Linked DNA regions of Homo sapiens: all the other regions are linked to region 2. Evidence: chromatin loops called from intact Hi-C (ENCODE). Cell type or tissue: PC-9. All regions are shown on one strand. Region 1 overlaps LOC107987284 (a long non-coding RNA gene). Region 2 has its middle 14 kb from the start of LINC01742. Region 3 has its middle 100 kb from the start of LINC01742. Region 4 holds the start of ZBP1 (Z-DNA binding protein 1). Region 5 overlaps PMEPA1 (prostate transmembrane protein, androgen induced 1). Region 6 holds the start of LOC105372694 (a long non-coding RNA gene). Region 7 has its middle 100 kb from the start of NKILA.

Region 1 (4,000 bases), 110 kb before region 2:
AGGTATATACGGAGAGAGCTGATGTTCAAGACAGGAGGATGGATGAACCCTTTGACAAATGGGAGAACATGAAAATGGAACCAATGGTCCATGGATACAGAAATCAACTCTAGAGGAATTAAATACTTACAAGTAACACAATAATCATAATAGTATTGCAAGAAATGTGTGATACTGCAGTTACAATCTAGGGGCCAGGGAGACTGGAAACCCAGAAGCTATAAAGAAAAGATGGATTTTTTATTTTATTTTATGAAGTTGAGAAGTTTTGCCTGCCCAAGAGATCACAAAGGCAATAAACAAAAGGCATTCCAAGAAAAACATTTATAACCAAGAAGTCAGACAAAGGGTTAACTTCTATGCAATACAAAAATTCAAATAATCCAGATGTGTTTAAAGCGAAATGTGAATGTGTTCCCCCTGCCTGCAAGCCCCTTCCCTGGGGGAGATCACTTTTAATGGTTTGATGAATTTCCTTCTGGATGCTTTTTTTCCCCGTCATGCTGCAAAAGGAATTAATTTTAGTTTTCCTCTGAGCTGCAGCGCTGGGAGAGCGGGAGAGCCAAGCTGCCTTTATTTTTATCGATTGCCCTTTTCCCCAAACCTGCCATTTGCATCTCACCTGCCATATCGTGCCATTATTTACTTAATCCTTTCTTTTACATTTACACACTTTTGAAAACATACAGTTATTTTAAAAAGGAAGCTTCAAGTCATGACCATAAGTGAAAAACCAGTGCCATTTGACCTATGTGGAAGGCAATGGTCATAAAAATAATGAAAGCTGATGTTACGAAATTCCAGTTTGGTGCTGTAGCTGCTCACTCTCTCTATTAAAAAGGGTGGTGGCAGCACTGGGGAGGTGCTGAAAATTGACTAGTCCCCACTGGGGACTCTCCTGGGCCAAGCAAAGGACTAAAAAGGAATAGCTCTGTCAGCGTGTGTATCTGTGGTTTTGATGCTACGTGTACCTCACAAATCACCTTGTGACCCCCCAGTTTGGGATGTGCCCTCCTTTCCAAGAACAGTTAATTCGATGGGACTGGATAGAAGGAGAAAAAAGCAGGTCTTCTTTTTTTTTGGAGATGGGGTCTCACTCTGTTACCCAGTCTGGAGTGCAGGGGCATGATCATAGCTCACTGCAGCCTCCACCTCTCTGGTTCAAGCCATTCTCCTGTCTCAGCTTTCCAAGTAGCTGCGACTACAGGCATGACCCACCATACTCAGCTAATTTCAACATTTTTCTTGCTGTGTTACCTAGGCTTGTCTTGAACTCCTGGGCTCAAGCAATCCTCCCTCCTCAGCCTCCCAAGGTGCTGGGATTACAGGCATGAGCCTCTGTGCCTGGCCAAAAGTAGGTCTTCCTGAAGTCAGCACAGTTTAGAAGTCAGTCTTCAATCTTCCAAATACCACAATTTTTCTTTAAATAAACATGCATTCAGAGGAGAACTCAAATGGAAGAAAAACATGCATAATCCTACCAGTAAATTTTCCAAAACTCCTAATGCAGTTTTTTATGACTTGAACTTATCAATATAGTATTTTGAGATGCACTGAAATATTTAGAGAAATTTGGTTGTAACCAATGACAACTAAATACACTTGCCTGTTTTTTCAAAAAAATAAAGGAGTAATAATTTGGTGAAGTTTTCAGAGTGGTTGCCAGTCACTGCTAGGAAAGATGTCGTTAGCTTCTGGCAAGTCAGAAAAGTAGGATGAAGAATCTGATCTTGAAATATCTTCTTTTTTTTTTCTTTTTCATCTTGCTGCTTTTCTTCCCGACACTAAAAGATTTGTCTTCCTGACAAATTGATGTAGAAAGCAGCACACCTGTGACCCAAAGAGAAACTTGAAAATGTGTGTCCTTACCATGCGTTCAGATATTGTAGCTTTAGTGTAAGTTTTAGAAACGATTTCAGTAAAACATGCCTCTTCTAGGTCATCCTGGGATCAGCTCAGGGTGAGGCCCTGGGGAACACAGGATGTGGTCTGTGAACAAAAGGAATATTTGTGCCCGCAATTGACTGCAGTGGGGAAGGGCTCTGATTTCAAACAGAATATTTCAAAAGGCATTGCTTACTCTTGGTCTTAGAGCTATGCTCTGACTGGCTGTATTCCAAAGAAGTCCAGAAAGAGAAGGCGATATTTCAAAGTATTATTTCTTTGTTGCATTCTTCACTCCCTGTAATCACATGTTTCTGTGTATTATCATGTGTTTAATGTCTGTCTGGCCAGCTGCTCTCCATAAGGGCAGGGCTCTTCTCTTGCCCACAGTGCCTCACTCTGCCTGGCACACACAGCAGAACGAAAGAAAAATGGAAATGAAGGTTTATATCCCAAGATATAAATACATAAAACAAACGAGTGTGTTCTGAGTGATTAGCTTGATAATTGCAGACAGTGCGTCAGCCTTCCTGTGGTCTCCTGAGGACAGTTCGGTAGCTAAAAATCTCCCAGCGTTGTCAAAAGCAAGTGCCCTAATTAAGTTAATTCAACTAAGGCAAAGAAGGGAGGAAAGACGGCTGCAGTTTTTTGCAAAGGAATCAAGGGGGATGGAAATAAGAAAATAATTCGCTAGGGGAATAAAAACTGCAAGCCCATCTGAATGAGATTCTCATTTTCTCATACCAGCTTCCCCTCGAGAAGCCAAGTTCCAAGCCATCCGCAAAATGATCACTCAGCATCCACCGGACAGATTGGTGGGGGCCGGTGGGGGGAGGAGGAAGGAGGAAGCAAAGAGACAACACCAGCACCACTCACTGGCTCTCTCACTCTCCGCATTCAACAAGTCCGGAAGGATTTGGTTGCCTGGTACAAAGCCTTTCAGGGAGAAAGTTTGAAAGGCCTTTGGAAATGTTTAGAAGCTCTTCTAAGATGGCATTTTAAAAATTACTTATTTGGATAAAATATGGCATTTCATAGTTCCATTTTGAACATATTTGGAATAAGTAAAGACAAAAAAGAAAGAAAAGAAACAGGAATTTGGATTCTCAGGGGAAGTGGACCGAGATGCTCACCCTTCCCTGCTTCAGTGAGGCCTGGGGAGCCATCAGGGGCCTGTGGACATCGTTCTGGATGAGTTTTGTTCATTTTGCACGAGGTCTAAAAACAAAAGCAAAACAATTGTGCTTTGAACCTGAAGGCAGCTCCTATTTCTTTCTGTGCCGCTCCTCCCTCCTGCGTCCTGGATCTGAGTGTGGGTTTCATCTGCGGCTTAGCAGTGGCGCATGCTGAGCGCGTCCTTTCATCCGTCTGACCCTCAGTATGCTCAGCTGTCTAGTGGGGATGGTGAGAGCCCTGGCTCGCAGCTCAGAGACTGCTATAGAACGGAATGCGGTGAGGTTTGTGAAGCCGTCACTCAGAGCCATGGCCAGCCACTTCTTAGCTGGGATTACAGCTCCGGCAGTCTTGCCACTTCTGGTAACTGATTGTGGAATTGACCTTCAGAAGAAGACGTATGGAGGGAAAGGGAACACAGAGGAGACACAACCCAAAACAGAAATGTGAAAATACGCCTCAGTTTTCTGTTGCAATTATTAGCGCAATAGCTCATACTGAGCCTCTGCCTCAAACTACAAAGCACTGTAACCCATTATCTCGGGCATGTGTGTGCGTACATGCACAATCATTCCTACTTTATACACCAGGACACTCAGACTCAGAGAGGTGAACTTACTTGCCTGAGGATCCACAGCTAGCTGGTTGAATTGTACCTTAGACGCCAGCTTTCCCGGCTCCTTACTCCCGCCGATCCCAGGACACCCCTGACAAGGGTGGCAGTCTGATTTCCTGAAGACAGGAGCTCAGAGGAAGATTAGTTTGCTTTAAAGGGGAAAAAAAAAGAAGCTGACAGTTTGGGGGCACTGGCATTTTGGCTGCAGATTTATACATGCGGCACAAGCCCTCAGGGAATCGGCTTAGAAATCCAAGGCGCATTTGTCAGTTAAATCCAAAGGGAGAGGAGAAAGATCTTAGTCCCTGCCCTAGCGGTGCTCTGTGT
Region 2 (4,000 bases):
GGGTGCGGCCAGGTAGGAGAGGCCCTGCTCATCCCCACAGAGCCGTCAGTCCATCGGAGGAGGCTCTGCTGCGTCCCAGGCAGTTCAGAGCTGTCACACACGGGACTGGGGGGGAGCAGCTGTCCACCTCGTCTCCCTCCCGACCCTGCCTGGCTCCTGAGCCCGAGTGAGGAGGCTGTGTCGGAGTGATGGACGAAAGCCTGTGGGCAAAGAGAGGAGGTCCAGGCCACTTCCCTGCAAGCAGTCAGCTTACCGCAGGCACCCGTCGTGCAGCAAATTGTGCTGAATCAAGGAGCAAGTTTTGATTCTTACTCAGGACAGGACTTTTTCCACTGCTAGACTGAGGCCGTCTGTGACTCACACTGACCACAGGACTGTCTACTGCTAGAAAGCGACCAGCAAAGTCATGGTCATCGCCTGAGCTCCCATCTGGTCAGGGACAAGGCTCCTTCCCAGTGGACAAGTTTAAAGGGCCAGTGGATGACAAAAATCAGATTGGCTTCCTGAACACATGGGCTGACTCTCATCTGTCCAGTATGTTCCCAGCTCCACTGGCTGGGGGCTTGCCACAGGTGGGGCCACGTGTGACTTTCCTGCCTTCATTGATCCGGAGCCTCGCCCCATCCATGGGGCATCACAGGCCTTCAAAAAGATGTATTGAAGAGATGAAGAAATGTGATGGTCCCACAGGTCCTTAGTCATGGACTATCTTGAAGCGAGGGAGGCCCTCACTGTGGATCATGGAGCAGGGAGAAGAGCTGGACGTGAGGGTAGGAGAGGGGATGGTACCTCCTGCTGCTCTGGGTGCAGCCCCGTTCCTGGAATGCTTTGGCAGTGGAGGACGAGATGCTTTCAGCCTTGGAGAGTGGTATGGGCGTGTACAGGGGGCCCATCCCAAAGGGGGTCCCAGGTGCCTGTTGGAAGGCACCCCTTTCTCTGTTCCACTCCCCTTGCTGTCTCTGAAGTTGCTGCATGATAATTTCTCTCCACCGTTTCCTCCCTTCTGTTTTCCCCTCTCCCTTCCATATTTGCTGAGCACCTAGTATGTACCAGGCCTTGCTCTAGGCGCTGGGAAGTAGCCTGAGTGAATGTCTCTCCAGTGCCTCCTCTGGGCAGGTGCTACTCCACGTGTTAGGGTCCGAAAGTGAACCAGGCAGCCCCGGCTAGGAGTCGGCCATCAGAGCTGGTGCCGGGGTGGACCCAGAGATCCACCCAGGCGGAAGGAGAGGCTTGAGGAAGGACAGACCATGGTGCGTCCCAGGGCCAGAAATTAGGCAGGTGTGAGCAGAACACGGTGAGCAAAAACGTGAGCGGGAAGATCTGTGGTCAAATCACGGAGGGCTCTGTGAGAGGCGTTTTGACTGTCTTCTGCTTGTGAGAAGCCACTGAAGGTTTTGATCAAGGAGTGATAACAGCAAGCAGGATCATTCTCACACAGGGGTCTGTCCCAGAGCGGGCTTTCCACAGGAAGCCACCGAGCCACCCCTTTCATCAGCCTTGTCTGGGGCACCTCCTGGGGGGAGGATGCTGTCATTATTTCCCTTTGGGGGTGGCCTCTGGAGGGGACCACCCGGCATGACCTCCCATTGACCCATCTCTGCCCAAGTCCGTGGCTGTTGGGTTCTCTGAATGGCCAAGAGATGAATTCATCGACCACCTCCTGCAGGGCCACTGTCTGAGCGTGTCTGCTGCTTAATCAAGGGACAAGGACGCTGTGTTCCGGGCTGGGCTCGCCAACATCCTTGATGAGTAACTGGGACAATCAAGAAACAGGGAAGTGGTGACAATGCCACTATTGTGCTTTCATTCCAGAGCCCAGAGCACCAGGTCTGCATGGCAGGCTGGGCTGGCAGCCGCAGCTGCTGGCAAAATCCCCTTCAGCCTCATCAGTCACCCTGGTGGGGGGCCCAGGGGAAGGTCCAGCTGCCCCCAGGGGCTGCCACCTCCGCAGACCCACCAGGGGCTCACAAAGCAAACATCTCTTCTTGTCTAGACAACAAAGGCGGCTTTCTGCAACAGACCCAGGCACATACGCACATTGGAGGGCATTCGGATTCATTTGTTCATTCATTCATTTATTCCTTACTCACTCAGTATTCATCCAGTCCCTTTGAGCATTTCACCCAGAAGATGAAAATGAGCAGCCGGTGCTTAACAGGCAATCATGTTTTCCACGTCAGGCTGAGTTTTCAGATTCCATGATCATGTTTCATCCTCACAACAGCCTCGGGCGCTGGGTTCCGTTAACCTCGGCTGCCCGGGGCCGGGTGGCTGAGTCCAAACGCCTCCTGACCTCTCTGGATAGTGTGGTCTTGGGCCGACTCCTTCACCTCTGTGATACGATACAGTGGGAGATTTTAGATACCTCTTTCCATTTTAATTTTCAAAGATCTAGAGACAAAACTATGAAAGTATACCTAGAGAAGCTCTATATAATTTAATTAATAAATTTGATCCTATAGATGGGTGAAGATGAGACCACCCAGATGGGTGATACTACCTAGATTTTCATCAACAGTAAAAGGACAAATACATTATGGGTTTTTTCATCCACCAGAACACAATGCAACTACTCAGGAAAGTTGACACACATAGCCACATCCAGCAATGTAGGGGAATCTTGCCTGCGTAGGGTAGATCGAGAGCACCAGACACAAAAGCATTTGTATTTTAGGGTTCTGTTTACATAAAGTTCAAAAACAGGCAAAACTAATCTATGCTGTTAGAATTCATGATAATGGTTATCCTTGGATGGGGTATAGAGAATTTCTAGAAGGGACACCAATGGGGTTTCTGAGGAGATGGTGATATTTTATTCCTATATCTATGCACCGGTTATAAGGGCATGTTTATTACATACAAATTCATTGGGCTGACATTTATGATTTGAGGAAAGTTTTGTAACTATGTTAATCTTGGTAAGAAGTATGCTAAAAATCTAAGATTTATAAATAAAACACAACAAACCAAACTAAAAAATTATGTCCTAAACAACTATTGGGCCAAAAAGAAAAACCATAAAAGACCTGGAAAATACTATTCTTCCAAGAATTTGTCCTATGTAATTAATCATGGGCATGTGCAGACATTCATCAGAGAATTTTTATTGCAGAATGATTCAGAATATTCAGAATAAGAAATTGAGTATTACCGAAGTGTTTAACAAAGGAGATTGGGTGTATATCATAACACAACCAGACAATAGAATATTGTACAATTATTAAAATTATATCGTACAGAAAAATACGTGATGATGTAGAAAGGTTTGTATTGTATTATTAAATGGTTATGATCATTTTTATAAAAAAATTCTTGTGTCCTTGTTTATTGGACAAGGAAAAATAACTGAATAGAAACACACCAAAACATCAGCCGCCATTATCTCTGATAATGGAATTACAGGTTATGAGATGATTTTGTATTCTTTTTTACATTTTCCAAATGCTCATCTGTGAATATGTATTATTATTGTATTCTCCAAAAAGTTTGTTTAAAACAAGATAACTCTATTTTTGCTCTAGCAGTTAGCACGTGCCCAGTACAGAATAAATTTCTAGTTGACATTTCTTGAATGAATGAGCGGTTGGTCTCTAGGGTAAAACCTAGAATGCTGAGAAGGAAGACAGGAGTGACTGAGATATTTACCACGTCTGACTGGATGAGGGACATTTTCATGGAGGATGTGGGGCGGCAGAGTAGCGGCCTAATAAATGTTTGTAAAAGGAGGGAAGGATGGGCAGGAAGGTAGAGATGGTGAAAAATCACTTTCCAGGTTTAGGCACCAGATTGAACAGAGCAGAGCAGAGAGGATTTTACAAATGTGATTTCTGAGACGAAGAGACCCTACACCACCCTTTCCATCTTTTGAGCCTCCTGGTATATTAAAACCATAAAGAAATACCAATGCACGGTTGCAAAATTGCAGCATACTTCATATGGTCACATTTAATAAATAATAACTTATATACAAACTGAGATAATGCCAGCTTGAAGAGGCTTA
Region 3 (4,000 bases), 120 kb after region 2:
CTCCACATATAAGTGGACCCCCCAGTTCAAACTGGTGCTGTTCAGGGGTCATCTGTATTTGATAAAGTAGAAAAGAATTGTCTTAGCTGTCTTAGACCAATCAGGACTCATTCCCTGGGACTGGGAACATCGCAGGCCCTTATGACTGGGGTTGTTTGCCTGGAAGCAGGAGGGGAGCTGGAGGGATTGGCCGTTGGGGAAGCAACTATAGGCTGTCAATAACAGCCTTTAGTTTAAAGCTGGGGAAGCAACTATAAAACAAGAGGCAAGTTTACATAAGCCAGACAACAAAACAAAGCATGGGGTGTCTTTTCAGGGAAAATCACTGGGGTTGGGGAGGTGGGGGCTCAACTCGCCACCTGCTGCACCTCTCTGTGGCCTTTCAGTACGCTGGCTCAGCACTATGCCACAGAAAGGCCCTGGATTAAGACATTGGAGGTGGGACCCCTCCAGATGCCATCACCTCTGTCCACCTGGGACAGACCAGGCAGGAGCTAGGATGCATCTCTACAGTCAAGGAAGCCACCGTGCTTAGCGCACTCACTCTGCACCCAGCGTCGAGCTGACAGGCACACACATATCCATCTATTTCTCAAAACGAATGCACGAAAAAGATGCAAATTTTCCCAGTTTTACGAATGGAGGAAAAAGGTTAGAGAAGTTAAGGGACGTGCTCAAGATTAGCTAGCAAGTAAGTGGCTGTGCTGAGAGTTGGCCAAGGTCTACAGAACTTCAGAGCTTGTTTTGGGTTTCATTTTTTCTTAAACCCTTAATACCTGTTGTTTCTCTTAGCAAGTGGACCACACACTAACTTAGCAAGGTGAAGGCATGGACAGTAAGTGGGCGCTGGGTCTCAGGGTGGACCAGGCCTTGCTCCTGGTGATGGGGGCCTCACCTAGCACACACCCCATCTCCTGTGGAGATTGCCAAGTCCCAAGGCTTCCTGCCTTCCTCAGAGGCCCTGGAATCCATTCCATCACCAAACCAGAAGCCATCCATCCAGAGGGGAATTTCATCCTAGGCAGTGGTCTGTCATCCAGGGTCAGCAACGAGGTCCCAGAGCAACGACGGAGGCTGTGGGGTGAACGAGGTATTTTAACATCAGGAGAATCCTTCCAGGCCCCATTTGGACTGAGTTCTGATGGTCTCTGAGGGGGCTGTATTTTGGGAGATCCCATCACTGTCAGGACAGGCCAAATGCCTTGGGACCTGGCAAGGCTGTGGTTCTGTGGAGCAAGAAGGGGCTACTCTGGTCCGGCTTGATTTCCTTCTGCTCTGGCCACCTAGGAAAGGCAGTTGTGTGCTAGTGAAAACCATCAGCTTTGGACCCCTGGGATCAAGGCCCCGTTCTTCCCCTCCCCAGCCACATGACCTTGGGCAAATCATTTGACCTCTCAGCCTGTTTCTTTACCTGTAGACAGGGATGGTAACAACTTCATCATTGGGAAGCTGCAAATTTAAAAGAACCAGTGGGAGAAAAGCCCTACATAGTACAGGCGTGCAATTCAGAAACTGACCAGCATTACTGCTGGGGCTGAAATGGTTGCTTGTGGTTAATCTGTGGTTAGGTAAACCATGCAATGAATCACTTAGAGCTCTTCCCCCACTCTACCCTACCTTCTCTCCTTTCTGTGCCCTTAATCCTCTCTTTTAGCCACTCCTGTGGTGCTGGTATTTGTCTCCTGGGAGGATGTGTGCTGAGTATAGTGAATAGAACCAACCCATATTCCAGAATCCTCTTCCAGAATCTTCTAGAATCTTCCAGAATCCTCTAGAACCCCAGCCCCTCTGCTCATTTGTGGTGACACCTTGGGCAAGTTTCTTTACTTCTCTGCACATCAACTTTCTTTTCTTTTAAGAGGGCAAAATGTCTCTGTTGGAGGAGCAGGAGGTTTGGAGAATGAAATGTGAGGACCCTTAAGCACCTTGCTGGCTTCCAGCCTGTCACTGAGACTCCAGCCAATCTCTCCACAGCCTTCTGCCAAACTCACACCTTGGTCAGAATTTAGGACTCAGGGACCCAGCTCTATAAGGAATTGTCAGATGGTTAGCTTGTCATAAATACGGGAGGGAGGAGAGGCCTGGGCATTTAGGAAGTTTTCCCTTCACTGTGCTCTCCAGGAAGTGGATGCCCATGCTGAGGTCCCTATGCACTGGCACTGCCTGGGACTGGGATTTGGAGATGTCAGCAGAGGAAAGCAAAGGTTCCTCTTCCAGCAAAGCATCTCCTAGCATCTCTGCACCTGTCTGAGGGCCTGGCTCTAAACCTGCTCCAGTGTGGGCTGTACAGGCAGATTTATTTGTGTGGAAAATTAAAACTTCATGTTGACTTCTGTATATTTTCCTGACTGTGTCATTCAAGGATTTGTAAAAGACCTTGAATTAAATCTGCTGTATTATGAGCTAGGGGAGGAAGACAAGAGGGAGTGATGGAGTGGGTGTGAGTTCCCTACTCTCCACAAAGCCGGTCTGCCCTGAAGTCACCAATGCATCACAGCCCAGCACGCCAGCCCAGGGACCCTTGGTCTGCCACCCTGAGACCTCCAGACATTTATTCTGTGCCCTCCATTTCTGCTTCCCTCCGACTCACCTTATGCCCCTCACACAAGGCTGGACACAATGATAACCTGTTGAATGATGATTTGGGGGTAGGGGGATGTGTACAAGACACTTTCATACGGGTGTGAAATTGCTGGAGAGAAATCCTAGGACATAGAGACAGTCTTTGTTAGTCCCACTACAAGGGCTCCAGGAATCTTACCAAAGTCTAAAGCTGTGGTAACCAGTACTTGTGGCTATTTAAATTTAAATGCATTGAAATGAAATAAAATTTAAAATTCAGTTCCTCCATCATAGATGTTTCAAGTATTCCATAGCCACCTGCGCCTGGTGGCTGCTGTCCTGGACAATATATACAGAAAGAACAGTGTCATGAGCACAGAAAGTTCTATCAGGGCTGGACACGGTAGATCACACCTATAATCCCAGCACTTTGGGAGGCTGAGGCAGGAGGATCACTTGAAGCCAGGAGTTTGAGATCAGCCAGGGCAACAAAGTGAGTCCCCATCTCTACAAAAAAAGGAAAAGAAAATTAGCCGGGCATGGTGACACATGGCTGTAGTCCCAGCTACTCGGGAGGCTGAGGTAGGAGGATCGCTGGACCCAGGAGGTTGAGGCTGCAGTGAGACAAGATTGCGCTCCAGCTCCATCAAAAAAAGAGTCGAGATTTTTTTTTGTGACAGAGCATGACCCTGTCTCAAAAAAAAAAAAAAAAAAAGAAAGAAGTTACATTGTGTTAGAGGAAAGCCCTGATTTTTTTTTTGAATTAAAGATTCTATTGGTGTTTCTTGCGTAAAAACAATGACACTATTTGTCAAACCATTTAGAAAACACAGAATAGCACAAAAGAGAGTAGAGAGGGACCCAGGTTTGGCTGCAGGCTTAGCAGCTTGCTGCACCCCAGGGCCCTCAGCACAGACCCAGGATGGGCAGAGGAGTAGACGCAGATGTTCTGCAGCTACTGACGTTGCCAAGGCGGGGCAGAGGATGCCAGGCAGGAGGAGGACCAACACCTGAAGCCCCTGCCCCAACACTTGAGGGACCCTGTGAAGGGCTCGAGGCCCTGTGGGTGAAGGGAAGTCTTAGTCAAGACCCAGACAGAAAAATGGAGTCCAATGATGGACGTGCATGCCAAAATCTCCATATAAAGGTGGCAGAAGAGCTGGAAAGCCAAGCCCCAGGGCAGTGAGAGCAACACAGATGAGCAACAGCAGGAAGTCCCCACTGCCCCTGGGCTAGCAGGACAAAGGGAGGAACTGTGTTGTCTGAGCCCCCAGCTGTGAGCTGAGGCTGCCTATGGGGAGCTGGAGCCACAGAGGAGACTCACCCACTGCCGACTGAAAGAGGGGGACACACCTGGGTGTCTCCTCCCTCCCTCCCCTCAACCTTCCTCTGGGGCCTCCCCTTGGCAGAGCACAGAGGGAAACGAGTGGGAGGAAGG
Region 4 (4,000 bases), 400 kb after region 2:
AGGGAAGTCCTCTGTCTCAAAGGCCTCTTCGGAGGACGCTCTGGTCTTGCCAAGTTTACAGCTCCTCCCTGTCAACATCAAGTCAGGTCCCCAACTCTGTCTTGCTCATCCACCTGGCTTCCACTTTTTTTTTCTTTCAAAAGACGAACAGAGAAGTTTCATTTTCTTTTTCTCCTGAAACCGAATCTGGCCGGCCTGGCTAGGCATCTATTTCCGGGCTGTAAGCAGCTGACACCTGCCCAGTGGAAGCTGGCATCCCTCCCCTTGTGGGTTCAGAGCTGCAAGAAGCACCAGGCTCGGCCACTTCAGAAGCCCCAGCCTCGACCTAGCCCACCCTCTCAGGGCCACAGTGCAGAAGCCTGCACACCTGCCAAGTCTCTCCGACTCCTTGCAGCTGCTGTCAGCATGGCCCAGGCTCCTGCTGACCCGGGCAGAGAAGGTACAGTACTTCTTCCTTCCAAGGACCAGCGGTAGCTCCCGGGGTGAGATTTCTACTTCTCTTTCCTCCTGTTTCGCTTGGTCCAGATCATGATGACAATAGCAGTATCCTAAAGAATAGTAGACCAGCTGGGCGTGGTGGCTCACGCCTGTAATCCCAGCACTTTGGGAGGCGAGGTAGGTGGACTGTTTAAGCTCAGGAGTTTGACACTAGCCTGGCCAACATGGCGAAACCCCATCTCTACTAAAATTACAAAAATTAACCGGGCATGGTGGCGCATGCCTGTGATCCCAGCTACTCGGGATGCTGAGGCTGGAGAATCGCTTGAACCCGGGAGGTGGAAGTTGTAGTGAGCTGAGATGTCGCCATTGCACTCCAGACTGGGTGACAGAGTGAGATTCCATCTCAGAAAAAAAAAAAAAAAATAGAAAGGGACAGCATAGCCATCCCCCTTTGACAGCTGACTGTGCCCCAGGCACCTCGAAACATGCTTTCCAAGCATTTCCTGATGGCCTGCAGGGACAAGTGCCATGTCATTCCCATTTTATAGATAACTGAGGCCCTGAGAGGTGAAATGACACTCTCAGGGTAACACAGCTGGCGAACGCTGGTGTTAGCGTCTGAACACCCATGTCACAGTCATATCGAGAACAAAGCGGTTTGCTTTGATGAGATACATGTGTGCCTTTGTTCCCCCTTGTTGCATCCTTTCCTCAACTAACATTTCATTCATTTTATTCCTGGAAGAGTTGCAATGAAAGCCAATAGTGTATCGAGTAATTGCTGTTCTCTAGGGTCTCCACTAAGCGCTGTGGACTGTAGGTGAAGTGTGGTTTTGCGGTTTGGGGGATGTGTTTGTTTTGTTTTTAATCCTCACCACAATCTTTGAAGTAGTTATTACTGTCTCCATTTCACAGAAGAGGAACCTGAAGCCGGAGGGGAGGTCACACAGCTAGTAGTTGGCAGGGCTAGGAGCTCAAACCCAGGAAATCAGCCATCAGAATTTTAAAAAACCAACACAGAGTGTGCCCCGGGAGGGCTAATGTCAGGGTGTGGCCCAGGAGCCGGGCTGACCGCGGAGGTCCTGTGGAGCTTCCTCTTCGGGGACTCACGGGTGCTGACGCAGGTTCCGGACTCAGCCCTCGCTGGCTTTTCTTGTCTTCCTCCCCAGTTGATTTTCCTTTTGTGACCAAATTGTTGCCTACACCTGCTCCATTTTACAATTTCCCATTTTCAGACACAGTAGCCTGGGACTCAGCAGTCGAGGCCAGCCCAGGGCCAGTGCTTGTCCTGCATCCACACCTCTGACCCCCATCTCCTCTGGGGTGTGTGGAGCCGAGGCAGTGGCTCCCTAAGGTCAGCCTTCCAGAATCAAAACTGCGGCCAGGCGCAGTGGCTCACGCCTGCAATCCCAGCACTTTGGGAGGCTGAGTTGCGGGGATCACCCAAGGTCAGGAGTTTGACACCAGCCTGGCCAAAAAGGGAAACCCTGTCTCTACTAAAAATACAAAAATCAGCCGGGTGTAGTGGTGCGTGCCTGTAATCTCAGCTACTTGAGAGACTGAGGCAAGAGAATTGCTTGAACCCAGGAGGTGGAGGTTGCAGTGAGCCGAGATCACACCACTGCAGCCGCAGACCAGGCAACAAGAACGAAATTCCATCTCAAAACCAAAAAACAAAAAACTCTGCGAGACAAGGTGAAGCCAGGTGTGAAGTCAGGTGCATGGAGGTGCTGCTGGCTGCCGGTGGGGGAGTTTGGTGGGCGCAGGAGTGGGAATTCCCAGGTCTTCTAATTGGTCTTCACCTGCACACGGCAAGCCGGTCAGCGTTGTAACCATCAGGGTGAGGCACAAACTGATTCTTCCCTCCCCTACAAGTGCTGTGACCAAGGAACCCTGGGCAAACCTGGAGAATCCTCTGAACAGGAAAGAAAGCCCAGATGACAAAGGACTGAGTCACTGTCCTGGAAGGGGAACTCAGGTCTTTCCAAGAAGGGCTCTCCCATGCACTGCCCTCAGGTTCCTTGAAGCAGAAGCTTCCTGGTGACAGGTGGGGCCCCCGCCCACAGTGGCTCTCCCAGGCTGCTGGCTGCCAGGTGCTGCCCGTAACCTGCGTCTGCCCCAGCCTCATCTCTGGGCAGAGCAGCTGGCTTTGATCTTTTAATCATTGTGTGAGCTAATGGTTTTGATTTTTAAGAGCTGCCTCAGGAGGAGCAGGGGCCATTTGGAGAATTCCTCCTTGAACCTCTTGGGGTCCTGCTTAGTCCTCATTAAACTCAGGCCAGGAAACAGCAGCACATTGCCAACTGGCCAAGGAGAAGCTACCCGGGCCCTGCCCAGGGTCTATTGGGTAAACGTCTGTCCCTAGAGACAGACACTCACTCATTCAGTCCTTTTTTTTTTTTTTTCCAGAGATGGGGTCTTGTCCAGGCTGGAGTGCAGTGGTGCATTCATAGCTCACTGCAACTGCTACCTCCTAGATTCAAGCGATCCTCCCACTTTTAGCCTCTTAAGCAGCTGGGACTACAGGCATATGCCATCGTACCTACCTGATTTTTCTCTTTTTTTGTAGAGATGGGGGTCTCACTATGTTGCCCAGGCTGGTCTAGAACTCCTGGCCTCTAGGGGTCCTCCCATCTCAGCCTTCTGATGTGCTAGGATTACAAGTGTGAGCCACCACTCCTGGCCCCATTCATTCATTCATTCATTCACTCAGTCACTCATACATTCAACTGCCATTTCCTGAGCACCTACTGTGTGCCCAGCACTGTGCTAGATGCTGAAGGTACAACAGTGAGCCATGCAAGCACAGCAGGGGACACTAGGGGAAGTTCTGCAGGGGACCCACACACAAGCAGCGTCCCAGCCACTCTGGGACACAGAGACAGGCTTTCCCTAGGAAGTGGCATCTGAGGAGGCCTGGAGGTTGAGTAGACATCATACAGGTTGGGGCGTGAGGGAAGGGTGCTCCTGGCAGCAGGAACAGTGTGCACAAAGGGGCTGGGGAGAGTGGGGCTGAAGGGAGCACAGACAGGCCAGCACTTGGAGGGAAGTTGGGGGCAGGTGCAGGCCAAGCTGGGTGGTTGGCAGAGCCAGATCTGGAGGGTACCTGACTGGAGCTGGCGGGCCAACGGGGAGCCTATCACTGTACCTAGGAGATGGTGAAGAGGAAGGGGGTGGTGCTGGCAGAAAAGAGAGGAGTGGGGGGATTCCAGAGAATCCAGGAATGGCATTTCCAGGGCTCCACGACTGGGCACTGGGGGAAAGGTCTGTTTCTGATGTCTGGTCGGTCTCTGGCTTGGATGGATAGTGGCGCCATGGATGGATGGTGAGCTGAGAGGAGGGCACTCCCGGGGAGGATGGCGATGGGCATCAGGTAAACCCAGGCAGGCGTCCCAGGCAGGACTTGCCTTTGCGCTCCCAGGTCCCCCTGCCTCCCTCTGGCTCCGTCCTTCTGCCCTCTACTCCCCTCTGCCCTGAGGACACCTGAGAGCTGAGGAACCCCACTGCCCTCTGGAACCCACACCCGGGGAGGGCACAGGCGAGGTGGCACCTCCCCTGG
Region 5 (4,000 bases), 320 kb after region 2:
TGGACCTCAGTGTGGAGCTTCGTGTCCTGGGCTTGGGGCATGGCTGCTGAGGTGGGTGTTTGAAGGGCCTCATTGGAGTGAGATGGGCTGACAGGCAGTGGTCCCTCTCCCCTTGACTCTAGCATGCTCTGAAGAAGAAGAAGAAAAGAGCAGTGTGGCTGTGGCACCGGGATACCAGGTCACAGTCATGGCAGCCTCACTTACCGGCTTTGTGGCTCTCAGGCCTATTTTTCATCTAGAGATAGAAGTGCTGGGAAGCAGTCCTGACTTCCTCCTGTTGTGAGGGCAGCATGGACCCCCCTCCCCTTATTTCCTGAATGCCTACCATGTGCCAGGCACAGCACCACATGCAGCCCTGCAAGAGCTACTAGACTTGTCTTACATGGCGCTACATGCAACCCTCCAAGAGCTACTAGACCTGTTTTACAGATAAATAGACTGAGGCTCAGAGGGCAGAAGTCAATTGCCCAAGGGTGCATGACTCGTAATTGGCCCCACTGGATGTCCAGCCCACTGCACCCATCTGTGTCCTAGCCACCCTCCCATGTCAGTTCCAAGAAATCTATAAACCCGAAGCAAACGGTAGCACATGAGAAAACTGGAGATGGCACGTGGATGGTCATTTAAAATTTAATAGTTCCGTACTCATGTGAATGTATGTTAGGAAAAATATAACAAGCACATTGTCGATTTCGTGAGTATTATTGCTTAAGATCGGGTTAAGTAATAAGTAAACCAATTGAATATTTTATTTCAGTTGAAAAGAAAAATACTGAAGAATTTTAATGCCTTTAATGGGGTACTTGAGTATGGCAAAAATCGGGAAGGCTGAGAGTGTCATTTGGGAGCTGTGTCCCAAGTCCCTCGTGGGCCTTTAATCAGCAGTTACAGATCTGCAGCTCCTCCTGTAGGATGGAAGCACTTTGCTCTTTGGCCTTTTGAGGTCACCCAGCTATTTGAAGGTCAGGGGCAACTCGATTCTAATGAGATCAAGGTCACAGGGTCATGTTGCCCCCAGGAAAGTGGGAGATGGAGTTCTGTGGTCCAGGCTGTGGCCCTGCTGCAGGGCTGGGAGGTGGAGAGGTGTGGACAGAGAAGGACCTCCCATCCTCACCGGCAGAGAAAGCTCAGAGATGCTCCCAGCTGGTGATGAGGCTCCAGCCTGAATCTCAGCCTGCTGCTGATGATGGAGAAGCCAGCACTTCACTGAGTACTTCCTTGGTGCCCCGTCACCACCCAACACCTCCTCACAAGGCTTGCAGAAGAGCCTGCTGAGACTCAGAGTGTCTGTATCCTGCCCCAGGTCGCAGCTGTGTGGCATCCTGATCTCTGTGTATTTTAACCAAGATCTCGATGTTCCCTTTTTGTAATGGAAAAAAAAAATCTCCTTAATTTAATTGTTCTGTGATGTCTGAAATGGGTGGATATTCTGCAGAATAGGTCTGTGACTTATTATTTAGCCTCCTCATGTACCTTTTTAGCTCTGGGGAGAAAGACAATTGGAAGCAAGTGAAGAAAAGGGCTCAGGTGTGTCCCAGCCCCAGGCCTTGCAGTTACACCTGCCACCTGCTGGCCGCCACCGTCTGCTGGCCCCCACCTTCGACTTTTACTGCTAGGAAAAGTCCCGGGGCGGGGAGGTGTTGGGGAAGTTCTGCCGCCTGTCTGGCTTGTGGTTTGGCAGACCTTCCTGGATGCAGGTCTCGGATCCTGGGCTTGAGTCTCATCCTACAAGAACTAGGGGGAAAGGTCGAGGAGGCAGCTCCTGAGCCCACTGGCTCTGACTTGTGTGGGGCAGGGAGGGCACTTGGCACTCTGGGCCTGGTCTCTCTGCTCATCCTGTGGGCCTGCCTCCTACCTGACTACCTGTCTAGGAATTTTTATGGCAGCCCGCAGAGGTACTGCAGGTCGGCTGGAATGTGAGATCCTGGCCCTGGGAGGCGTGGGGTAGGCGGGCTTCAGACACAGCTCCTGGCTGCTGGGCAGGAACGCAGAGCGAGGCGGCCACTCCCGGCCTGCTCACAACATAAGCGTGAACATCGTGGTTTTGCCACTTCGGGACTTGGCTGAGTTTTGCCACGTTTCCTTATGCCCTGATTCTGCCAGGTTAATTCTGATTAGGTTTCGGTTTGACCACTGCCTGGGACACCTTGACCCACAGCAGGGATTGAGATAAACAGTTGATTATCATGAGTTGTGAAAGATGGAAAATAGTCCTATTACCAGCAGCACTTAGGCAGCCCCCTGCTCCCTGAGACATTGCTGAGTGCTGTCCTGTAGAACAGAACCCTCCCACTTAGCCTGGCCTGGATCTCTGCCTTTTCTTTCCACAATGAAGAGTATCCAGGCAAGAGGAGGTGGACGGAGGTTCCTCAGGCTCCAGGTGACCATGGCTTCCACAAGCCGCCCTGCCAGTGGCACCCGGCTGGCATGGGGTGGGACAGCCACTTGGCCTCCTCTGCATCTGGCAGCCTCAGCCCTCGAGGAATTGAATCCTCCTGGGGCCAAAAGTGGCCGTGCTCGTGACCCGCCAGCTGCAGGCCAGGTACAGACCTGGGCCCTTGGAAGGAGCAGTGGCCTGGCAGGGAGGGGCTTCAGGGGGACCGGGCTCAGGAGTACTGGGCATCCTGGTCATGAGGTGGGAGCTTCGCTCCCCTGTCTGGGCCGCCCTGTGAGTTCCTGCCACCAGCCCTGACAGACCATTGCTCACCTGCCCCCATGACTCTTCCCACACCTGGTGGGCTGTGCCTTGGTGCTTGCAGCTGCCCAAGTCCAGGGGAGGCCACACCCCATCCATAGGGAGTGAGTGGTCACCACGTAAGAGTGTCCTCGGGGTTGCGTCTCCTCTATGAGCCTCTGTTTCTTCATCTGTAAAATGGGGATTGTAATAGGCACCCACTACACAGGGGGCATCGTAAGAATTAAATGAGACAGTTTGTGGCAAGGGCTCAGCTCAGTCCTGGGTGCTTTGTAAATGCTCGAGAAACAAAGCCTGTTCTGTTTGTAAGACGTAGCCAGTATTGGAGGAGTGGTGGCTCCGTAAGCCCCGGGACCTACCCGTGAAAAGGGAGAAGAGGGTGATGGGATGTGAAAAGTTGGGAGGCTCGTCGGGGAAGGAGATGTGAGAATGAGGCCTGCAGTGTGAGTAGGAGTTCTGCCCAGGGGGAGGTTTCAGGAAGCAGCCCGTCCCAGGCACACCCAGGGTTCTGTTTCCCCTCTCTGCAGATGGAGGTAGTTGTTCAAGACCACACAGCGGGGGTGGCTTTGGAACGAGGGCTGCGGGCACCAGTGAGGTGGGTCTGAGCTCCTCTGTGAGCATGAAATGGACAGTCTGGACCGGGAGATGGTGCACCCAGCCTTAGCTCGCAGCTTCTTCCTCTGAGAGGGGTGAGAGTGAGGGTGAGGGTCCTGCCTCCCCTGTCCTATTCCCACCTCTGCTGCAACCTGTGTAACCCTCAACAGCAGAGTAATGATTTTCTTCGGGGGAAAACGTTCTCCCTACCCCATCCCTGAGGAAGCAGGAAAGGAGTTTTGGGGAGTAGGAGCTGGCATCAGCTCAGGGGAGAGGAGCGGTGCCAGTGGTGCCTGTCCCTGGGGCTGCTATAGCCTGGACACCTTCGCCCTCCTAGACCAGCCCAGAGACTGTGATTCAACTCTCAGTCAGTCTGGGGCCTTGACTGGTCCTCGGTCTGTTCCTCCTCTTTCAGAGCCTGCACAAGAACCCCTAGCGCAGCCCCTCTGCTGGAGGGACCTTCGGAAGAGTTGGGGAGAAGGAGGCTCCCCTCATGCCATGTTAATGGGAGGGGACACCAGAAGGCTGGGTGGCATTTGCCATTTTGCACAATTAGGAACCTCGCTAATGGGTAATTTTACTCAATATTTCACGCCATTCATGAACTCATCTGACACATTCATTGAGCACCTACTGTGTGGTGGGCCTAGTGTTTTGGACACACACAACCGTGAAAAAGACAGGCCAGCTCCTAGTGTGGCAGACTGGAAA
Region 6 (4,000 bases), 160 kb before region 2:
GGCCCGGCTGACACCTTGACTTTTGACTTCTGCCTCCAGACTATGAGAGTCAATCTGTGCTGTTTTAAGCCCCCTAGTCTCTGATCGTTTGTTATGGCAGCCCAAGGAGACTGATCCAGGGTCAGTGGTGTGTGAGTGAGGCCAACCTTCTCCCCTGACCCGCTCTCTCTCTCCTGTGTCATCTCCAGGGGTCCCACGACTCCTTAAAGCATGCTGGTGCCGGACACAGTGGCTCATGCCTATAATCCCAGCACGTTGGGAGGCTGAGGCTGGTGGATCACCTGAGCTCAGGAGTTCGAGACCAGCCTGGCCAACATGGTGAAACCCGTCTCTACTAAAAATACAAAAATTAGCCGGGCGTGGTAGTGGGTGCCCGTAATCCCAGCTACTTGGGAGGCTGAGGCCGGAGAATCACTTGAACCCTGTAGGCGGAGGTTGTAGTGAGCTGAGATCACGCCACTGCACTCCAGCCTAGGCAACAGAGCGAGACTCCATTTCAGAAAAAAAAAAAAAAAAAAAAAAAAAAAAAAAAAAAAAAGCATCCTGGAGGGCACTGTGGCTGCTGTCACAAATTTCAGAGTGTAAGGCAACACAATTGTGCTACCCCACAGCTCTGGAGGTCAGCATCCGTCACAGTCTCCTGGGCTAAAATCCAGGTGCCGGCCAGCTGTGTTCTCCTCGGGAGGCTCTAGCGTAGAATCCGTTTCCTTGCCCGTTCCACCTTCTAGAGGCTGCTGGAAGGAGGGGTGGTGAACCTTGCCTGGTGGGGAGGCCTGAGGAGTTAAGAGATCCAGAGCCCCTGGGGAGAGACCACAGAAAGAAGCAGGAGGGAGGGACCACGGCTAGGGTGAGGCAGGTGATGCCATCGCCTTGGGTGCAAAATTTAAGGAAATGCTAAAAAAGCACAACTCCCAAAACCCTGTAATCAAGATAGAGGATATTTTAGTGTGACTTTGAAAAAATCAAAATCAATGCAAAAAAATTCATGATATACAAAATATTAAAGCTTTTTTTTTCTTTTTTCTTTTTTTTTTTTTTTTTTGAGACACTGTGTTACTCAGACTGGAGGGCAGTGGCGGTGTGATCACAGCTCACTGCAGCCTTACCTCTCTGGACTCAGGTGATCCTCCTGCTTAGCCTTCTGAGTAGCTGGGACCACAACCGTGGGCCACCACACCTGGCTAATTTTTGTATTTTTTGTAGAGATGGGGTCTCACCATGTTGCCCAGGCTGGTCTCCCACTCCTGGCCTCAAGTGATCCTCCCCGCTCAGCCTCCCAAAGTGCTGGGACTACAAGTGTGGGCCACCTCGACTGGCTTAATATCAAAGCTTTAAATAATGACAGATAAATAACAGCGCTGGGCCTAGCCGTATTGCAGCCCTAGGCAAAAGGACAAATCAGTACTACTGATCCTGACTTCATTTACAGTTTTGATATTTTGTTCTTGGATATGCTTGCATTGATTTTGAATTTTCAAAATACGATTTATTTTGAAGAACGATTTTTTGGGCTCTCCCTTGAATTTCCCACCCCATGTCATCCCCTCTCCTGGCTGTGGCGGTGGGGGTGGTGCATCTGGCAGTGACCGGCTGACCCGGGAGCCAGGGGTGTGGGCAGTTCCGGGGGCCACCCACGCGCGGGGGTGTAGACGCTGCGCCGTCCTGCTTCCCCCTAGCCCTGTCCTCTGGGGACAATCCTTTGCAGGAGGTCGTTCATCAGTGTTCCTCAGCCTGCGCCAGGCCAGCCTCCCGCCTTTAAGGCGTGCATTGTTTTTCAGCCTGGCCCCTGTGAGACCCCAGTGCGTGGCCGGGGAGGGCGCTTCACCCACGCGGCGCGGGAGCAGCGCGGAGCCCGCAGCTGAGGTCCCGCCCGGCGCCCGGTTCCTGCAACTCCAGGCGTGGCCAGCAGGGGGCGGCGTGGGCACGCTCGAGGCCCCGCCTGGGACCCGGGGCATTTCCTTCCCTCTTCCGCGGCTCTGCCTTCGTGCAAACGACCCTGACCCGGGGACAGCCCGGGTACTGCTCTTTAACCCCCTGCTGCTCAGGTCCGGCTCCTGGGGAGGGAGGGGCTCTGTGTTCTGGTCTTGCGGGGCAGCAGCGTGCTTTTCTTGGATCTGAATTGGGAAACCATGAGCAGACCCAGGCACTCAGTGTGTGTTGAATGTTCCCTGTATCTCCAGATTCTTCACGCAGCCTAAAGAGGCGGCCAAGCCTGTAAGTCTCACTTTGCAGATGTAGAAGCAGAGGCTCAGCAGGGCAGATCTCCTCCCGAAGTCCCGGGACCATCAGGTAAAAGGTCGAGTCATACTCAAGTCTCCCTGCTCCACATCTGAACGCATGGCCTCTGTCACCTTGTCTTGTGAACAAGGCTGGTGTGGACCCAGGATGCAGGGTCTCCACTGAACTCCGGGGGGTTGCCGAGGTGGGAGCGTGACCAGGAGCCAGGGCGGAGTGCATGACCCTGCCCCTGGGGCCCCTGTCCTGTTTGTGGCAATGAAGAGTGAGGGAGAAATACGGAGAGAAGAGGAAGCATTTTGTGAATGGCTGCAGCAATATGAGTCTCCACTCCTAGGTCCACCTTCCAGTCTCCAGGGGGAGTCCCTGGAGAGCCTAGAACCTGAATTGTCTGTGTCCCCACCTCCAAGCACAGATCCAGCACTGAACAGCACCTGCACTGGTTCTGCCCAGTTCCCTGTACTCACCATTCCAGTCTGGACCCACATCCCAGGAAGCTAAGTTCCCCCAAGAGCAGCCCCCAGCCAGTGATGGTGGGAACGGAGGATAAATACCCCAGCTCCCTTGCCCCACAGGTGAGATAACCCTGAGGGTGTCCAGCACCTCTCCTCTGGGGCCCATGTGGCAGCTGGCCTTGATGACACCTTGATTAGCCTCCTCAGTCTCACCTGCCTACTCCTTGGACTTCCTGGGACCACCTCCCCTATAAACTACCTGCCCTCAAATCCTCACTTCAGACCATGCCTCTGTTAAGCAGAGACCCTTGATACCACTGTGATGGTGGTGATGTTAACATTCATTGGTGCTGTTTCTTGAGCACTTACTGTAGGCAGACGTTGTGGAAAGGGCTTTGTGGGGTGAACTTCATCAAATCCTTGCAACAGCCCCATATTGTGATGAGGAAGCCGGGGAGGTGGTCACGGGGCTGCTAGGATTCGAACCCAGGTCTGGAATGAGGGAGTGAATAAGTGATGGGGGCCTGGATTCCTCCCAGGACAGTGGCTTAAGATGGAAACTAGATATTATGGAATGTGGGCATGTTTGGGGAAGCCAGGAGCACATCCCAAGGCTTTCAAGAGTCACTCCCACAGAGGGCAGTTCACTTTCTCAGTCCCGGCCAAGTCTGGCAGGGGAACCCTACTTTCCTCTTTGTGTGTTTTATGTCTCACTCATTTTCTACAGTAGGTAAATATGCATTAATTTTCATAATTTGAAAAGAAAACCATAAAAAAGTAAGGCTTTCAGATAAAAGCACACTTGGACACGTTAGTTGGGAAAATGTAGCTAAAGGGAGCTCCTGGCAGGATGCTTGGTCAAGGGCGGTTTCTGGGATGAAGATGCAGCCGATGACTGAGAGGCTGATTCGAGTTGATCCGTGGAGAAGCCACACCTCTCAGCCTGCACCCTGTGCGTGGCGCCACATGGTAGTGGTGGCTGAGGCTCGGCGGACTGCTTTGGTGAAGGAGATGAGACCTGTGAGAGCTGCTTAGCGATTTTTGTTGCAAACTGAGGAAGTATCTGGGGTGGATTAGGGCCCAGACTAGGGAGGGAGCTGGGATTGCTGTACTTTCACAGAGGGTTTTCTTTCCCAGGGTATGGGGCCAACACTTGGTCATGGGGCTTTGGTTTCTCCAGGTGTAGGGAAGGACCCTTGGCCCCTCTGCTTCAAGGCAAGCCCGTTGTGTCTGACCCCAGGCAGCAGGGGAGGGTTTGGGCCCACTACCCTGGTGGTCCTCCCCGGGGTGAGGACAGAGGCTTGAGAATC
Region 7 (4,000 bases), 210 kb after region 2:
CCAGCTACTCAGGAGGCTGAGGCAGGAGAATCGCTTGAACCTGGGAGGCAGAGGTTGAAGTGAGCCGAGATCAGGCCACTGCACTCCAGCCTGGGCAACAAGAATGAAACTCCACCTCAAAAACAATAAATAAAATAAAATAAAATAAAATAAAATAAAATAAAATAAAATAAAATAAAATAAAATAAAATAAATCTCCAGCACACTCTCTCTTTGCTCCTACAATGAGGCTCAAACTCCTCTGTGGTCCACATGGCCTGGGAGGTCTGGGGACTGTGGAGCCCTGCTTCATCTCCCATCATTAGCCCCTTCCTCTGCCTCCAGCCTCGGCTGCCTCCCCTCCTTCCTGTTCCTCATAAGCACCATGAGATCAAGAGCCATGGCTCATTCTTGATGGCACCCCAGGGCCAAGTACTCAGTAGGGGCTCACTAAATGTCTGTTGACTGAAATGAAGGAACAGGTTTCTCAGGAAGCTTCAAGGGGCCGAGGGAGTTAGCACTTCCTTGTCAGATCTGGCCTGACATGAACATAGAAACTTTTCGTAATTATTCCTTCTTTAGCAGTGGCAGAGAATGCTGGCTGCCTTCCCTTAGCGGGCTCCTTGTTCCTGAGTGAGAGAATCCCCAGCTGACTGCGTTTCCCAGCCGCCCTGCAGCTAGGGCACAGTGAGAGGAACACGCTGTTTGGAACTGCTGGGGGGAGGGGCTCCTTAAGCGGTGGACAGACAGCTGCGGGTGCCTCTTTTTGCCTTGCCCCCTGTCTTTCACTGGGTTCTTCCAGAAGCTGACTGTAAGTCAAGAATTCAAGTGCAAATGGAATTTTTCCAAGGTAGAGGGAGGTGAGCAAAGGGAGAAACCAGCGAAGAGCATAGCAATGAGTAGGCTATGGCAACCGGAGCAACTGGAGGCCAATCCTGTGGCCATCTTAGGAGAAATGTGTAGAACGAGCCTCTCAGAGTTATCCCACCCCAGAGGCAAGGAAGCTGAGGCACTTAATCCACCAACTCCCTGTCATCATTGACGGCTTCTCCTGTCCCTCCTACCAGCTCACCCTGCAGGGGCCAAGGGTCAGCGTTCTGCCAGGGCTTGAGGTGGGACACTCCCGGCGTACACAGGACCGGTGAGTCAGAGGCAGCTGGTGCAGCCCCAGCCCTCCCTCCTCCTGCGTGGAATGCAGAGGTGTCGGATGGAATTCCAGCAGTCATATTAGAGCACGATGCAGTCTGGAGGATGGAAGCCCCATGCTCAGATGGATGAGCCAACAAGCAGAAACACCTAGGACCTTGCCGACAGCACGGAGCTGCCACCACAGCTATGGACAGCCTACCTGCGGTCCAGGAGAATCCATGCCGAGATTAATCCACAGCTACTCCTGGTGTTTATTACCAGCAGCCGAATGCTCCCAACCGATGCATCATGCGATGGCCATGCTGCTCGTGCCCATTACGGCTCAGCTGCTGCTGCTGCCGGCAGTGATGGTAGGGAGCGCAGGACAGTGCCTGACACGCACAGCTGCTTTTGCATTTACGCACTGTATGTGCCTTCACTTATTTAGTCTATGTCATAACAATCCTACGAGGCAGATACTGTTATTATTCCATTTCGCAGGTAAGGAAACTGAGGCACAGAAATGTTAAGCCACTTGCTTAAGGTGGCGCAGTTTGTGACAGCTGTCTGGCTGTGGCTGGTTGGCCCACACCTCCCCACTACAAGACACCACCTTCTACCTCAGGCTAAGCACCTTCCTGACATCTTTGAGAAAGTCATTCCGTTCCCCACCCACTCTTCAGACTTTCTACAATGACAACTTTGAGATTTCATTTTGTGTGTGAAATAAGCCCATCAGGCTTGACAAAGAAAAGAATATGATGTCTCAATAAGCCTGTCTCAGGACAAAGTGCCTCTGTGCAACTTAAAGAAGCTTTTCATTAGAAGATGGGACAGAGGATGGGAAGAAATTCCTCGGAACCTGAGAGAAGGCTCTGGATTCCATACAGCCTGACAGCTGAGGGGCCCGGAGACTGTCCTGCGTGTGACAAGAGCTGTTCTACAAGAGCTAAGCCAGGGCAGGCCCTTCTGGGATACGATGCAAAGCTCATGCCATGGTGGTGACAGTTCAGTGAGGGCTGGCATGCACTTCCCACACATGGTAGATGCTCCATGAAAGGCACAGTGGGGACGGGAGGGGCGGGCAGGGAGACAGCGCCAAGTAGGGAACCTGTCATCTTTGGAGCCAGAGAAGGCTGAGTGCAGTTCCCTCTTCACCTTGTGCCCCAGGGTGGATTGTGCAACCTCCCAGTGCTCCCATCTCGTCATCGGTGAGACGGGGCTGCTGGCAGCTACAACTGTCAGTGGGTAAGGGACGTAGTGAGACAAATGCGGGCCGTGAGATTGCCCTCTGGTGCTCCATCCTGAAATCAAAGCACAGACACCCATGCAGAGATGTGCAGAGGCTCCTCCCACCGGGGACAGATCTGGGTTCTGCCACTTAGCAGTTGCGCCACTGGAGCCTGTGACTCCAGCTCTCTGAGTCTTGGTTCCCTCATCTGTAAAAAGATCAGATCATAATAGAGCCTCCCTCATCAGGGTCTTTATCCACTCATTCAATACATCTTTATCAAGCATCTACTATGCGCAGGGCCCTGTGCCAGGCCTGGGAGATACAGCAGCGAACAGCGTTAATGAGACTTCACCCTCACAGTCCAGGGCAAAAGTACGGTTGTGATAAGTGCTACAAACATAAGGGACTGTGGTAGGAGGGCTTGACCTTGTCACATGCAAAGGTCCTGTGGTTGAAATGATTAAACAAGATAAAACATGTAAACCTTTCAGACTTAATGGCTGGTATATATTGCATGGGAGTGCTGTTAGTATTTTCTTGAGCCAGTGCTTGGAGCATTCACATCAGCTGACAAACTCGCCCTGTGATTCTGCACTCCAAAAGCCACCTTCTGCCTATGAATAGAAATGGACTGGTCACTCATCCCCAGGATAGATTAAACAAATCCAGCGGCCTTCTGGTTGGATGTATGAGCTTGGTTAAGGCGTGACATGGGCCAAGCTAAGCAAGCTGGCACCATCAGGTTTCTCAGCCTGCAAGCATTGGTCCCTGACTTATACTGAATTCACCCAGCAGTCAACCCCACCCTGGTGGCAGTCACTCAGGTTGGGGGTGGGGGCAGCCAGCAGCATTTTGCAAGAGGACATTTTCTCCCCGATTGGAGTAATTCCAAGGATTAGAAATGAGGTGCTTAGGACACGGAACAGTCCTTTTTGTCACTTCCTCAGACCCCAGAAAAGTCTCTTTTCCTGGCCTCAGGCAAGCTGGGTGCTCCAGGAAACTCACAGCCCTGTGCTCTCCAGACATCAGCCAAGGGGACTGAAACATCCACAGAGCAAATGTCAACTTTGCATTCCATGTCCCAGCATGAGACAGGAGCCCAGCCAGGCCCCACTGCAGACAGAGACTGCATTCGCATGTCACCCCTGCAACCTCATTTCCAAATTCAAACAAGCTAATGTCTCCCATAATGGGCCTCCATTCCTGAGAACAGATATTTTGTCATTGCCTTGTTAGAGGAGGAGTCTGAAAAGGCTGGTGAGCGACATAACAAAGCATGAAGGCGGTCCTGGAAAGGTTGTTGCCAGGTGTGAGCCCATAGCAGTGGGTCTGGGGGGACCAGGACAGACGCCGGTCCACCTGTCCGCATCCCTGGTTCCAGCCTGAGGCCCATCCTAGGGTTGACCCCATGTTTACAAGGCCCACTCCAGACACTCAGTGTAGCTGCGCTAGGGCCAGTGGGAAGATGGCCAATGGCTGTTCCTATTCCAGAAACTGACCCCACTGCCAGGGCCACTCAAATGTCAGAAGGCACCGCTGGTCCTCCTGGAACTTTACTAGTGGGGACATTGAGGCTGAGAGAGGGAAAGGATGCAGCTAGAGCCGCAAAGCAACCAGAGCACAGCTGAGAAAAGCAAACCCTCACCTCCTCTCAGCCCC

Evidence for each region. Peaks named below come from ENCODE experiments on the same cell type or tissue, not always from the same donor. Only the 100,000 strongest peaks of a DNase experiment are listed, where the experiment ranks them.
Region 1: a loop joins it to region 2, with 12 times the contacts of the local background. A loop is called at or near these places in 3 of 110 quality-filtered maps.
Region 3: a loop joins it to region 2, with 9 times the contacts of the local background. A loop is called at or near these places in 3 of 110 quality-filtered maps.
Region 4: a loop joins it to region 2, with 2.4 times the contacts of the local background. A loop is called at or near these places in 3 of 110 quality-filtered maps.
Region 5: a loop joins it to region 2, with 8 times the contacts of the local background. A loop is called at or near these places in 5 of 110 quality-filtered maps.
Region 6: a loop joins it to region 2, with 4 times the contacts of the local background. A loop is called at or near these places in 6 of 110 quality-filtered maps.
Region 7: a loop joins it to region 2, with 6 times the contacts of the local background. A loop is called at or near these places in 2 of 110 quality-filtered maps.

The regions. Positions count from the first base shown.
Region 1 is chr20:58,130,049-58,134,048 of GRCh38, reverse strand. It overlaps LOC107987284 (a long non-coding RNA gene), which reads right to left. Exons shown (of 3, transcript XR_001754693.2): 2 at 3,018-3,102; 3 at 222-2,287. It overlaps LOC107985434 (a long non-coding RNA gene), which reads left to right. Exons shown (of 3, transcript XR_001754692.2): 3 at 2,632-4,000. Among named protein-coding and RNA genes, the nearest start is that of CIMIP1, 19 kb to the left of the region's middle. In PC-9, no CTCF peak of the experiment used is centred here; DNase peaks (open chromatin) are centred at 788 and 2,038; H3K4me3 peaks cover 2,300 bases; H3K27ac peaks cover 3,987 bases.
Region 2 is chr20:58,015,545-58,019,544 of GRCh38, reverse strand. No RefSeq gene overlaps it. Among named protein-coding and RNA genes, the nearest start is that of LINC01742, 14 kb to the right of the region's middle. In PC-9, no CTCF peak of the experiment used is centred here; DNase peaks (open chromatin) are centred at 354, 1,734 and 2,184; H3K4me3 peaks cover 348 bases; H3K27ac peaks cover 3,877 bases.
Region 3 is chr20:57,900,241-57,904,240 of GRCh38, reverse strand. No RefSeq gene overlaps it. Among named protein-coding and RNA genes, the nearest start is that of LINC01742, 100 kb to the left of the region's middle. RefSeq lists enhancers at 3,059-3,686, 3,687-4,000. In PC-9, a CTCF peak has its summit at 1,502; DNase peaks (open chromatin) are centred at 1,580 and 3,790.
Region 4 is chr20:57,616,701-57,620,700 of GRCh38, reverse strand. It overlaps ZBP1 (Z-DNA binding protein 1), which reads left to right and starts at 275. Exons shown (of 8, transcript NM_030776.3): 1 at 275-439. The coding sequence starts at 406. RefSeq lists enhancers at 26-315, 446-495, 1,576-1,685, 1,863-2,722. In PC-9, no CTCF peak of the experiment used is centred here; a DNase peak (open chromatin) is centred at 2,410.
Region 5 is chr20:57,691,092-57,695,091 of GRCh38, reverse strand. The region is part of intron 1 of PMEPA1 (prostate transmembrane protein, androgen induced 1); the gene reads left to right. Among named protein-coding and RNA genes, the nearest start is that of PMEPA1, 17 kb to the left of the region's middle. RefSeq lists an enhancer at 1,466-2,285. In PC-9, CTCF peaks have their summits at 1,339 and 1,542 (motif pointing left); DNase peaks (open chromatin) are centred at 371 and 1,801; H3K4me3 peaks cover 2,503 bases; H3K27ac peaks cover 4,000 bases.
Region 6 is chr20:58,177,637-58,181,636 of GRCh38, reverse strand. It overlaps LOC105372694 (a long non-coding RNA gene), which reads left to right and starts at 1,958. Exons shown (of 3, transcript XR_936926.3): 1 at 1,958-2,045; 2 at 2,181-2,289. RefSeq lists a silencer at 1,796-1,855. In PC-9, CTCF peaks have their summits at 1,709 and 1,909 (motif pointing right); a DNase peak (open chromatin) is centred at 2,206; H3K4me3 peaks cover 1,099 bases.
Region 7 is chr20:57,808,135-57,812,134 of GRCh38, reverse strand. No RefSeq gene overlaps it. Among named protein-coding and RNA genes, the nearest start is that of NKILA, 100 kb to the right of the region's middle. In PC-9, a CTCF peak has its summit at 2,427 (motif pointing left); DNase peaks (open chromatin) are centred at 494, 1,114 and 2,294; H3K27ac peaks cover 1,095 bases.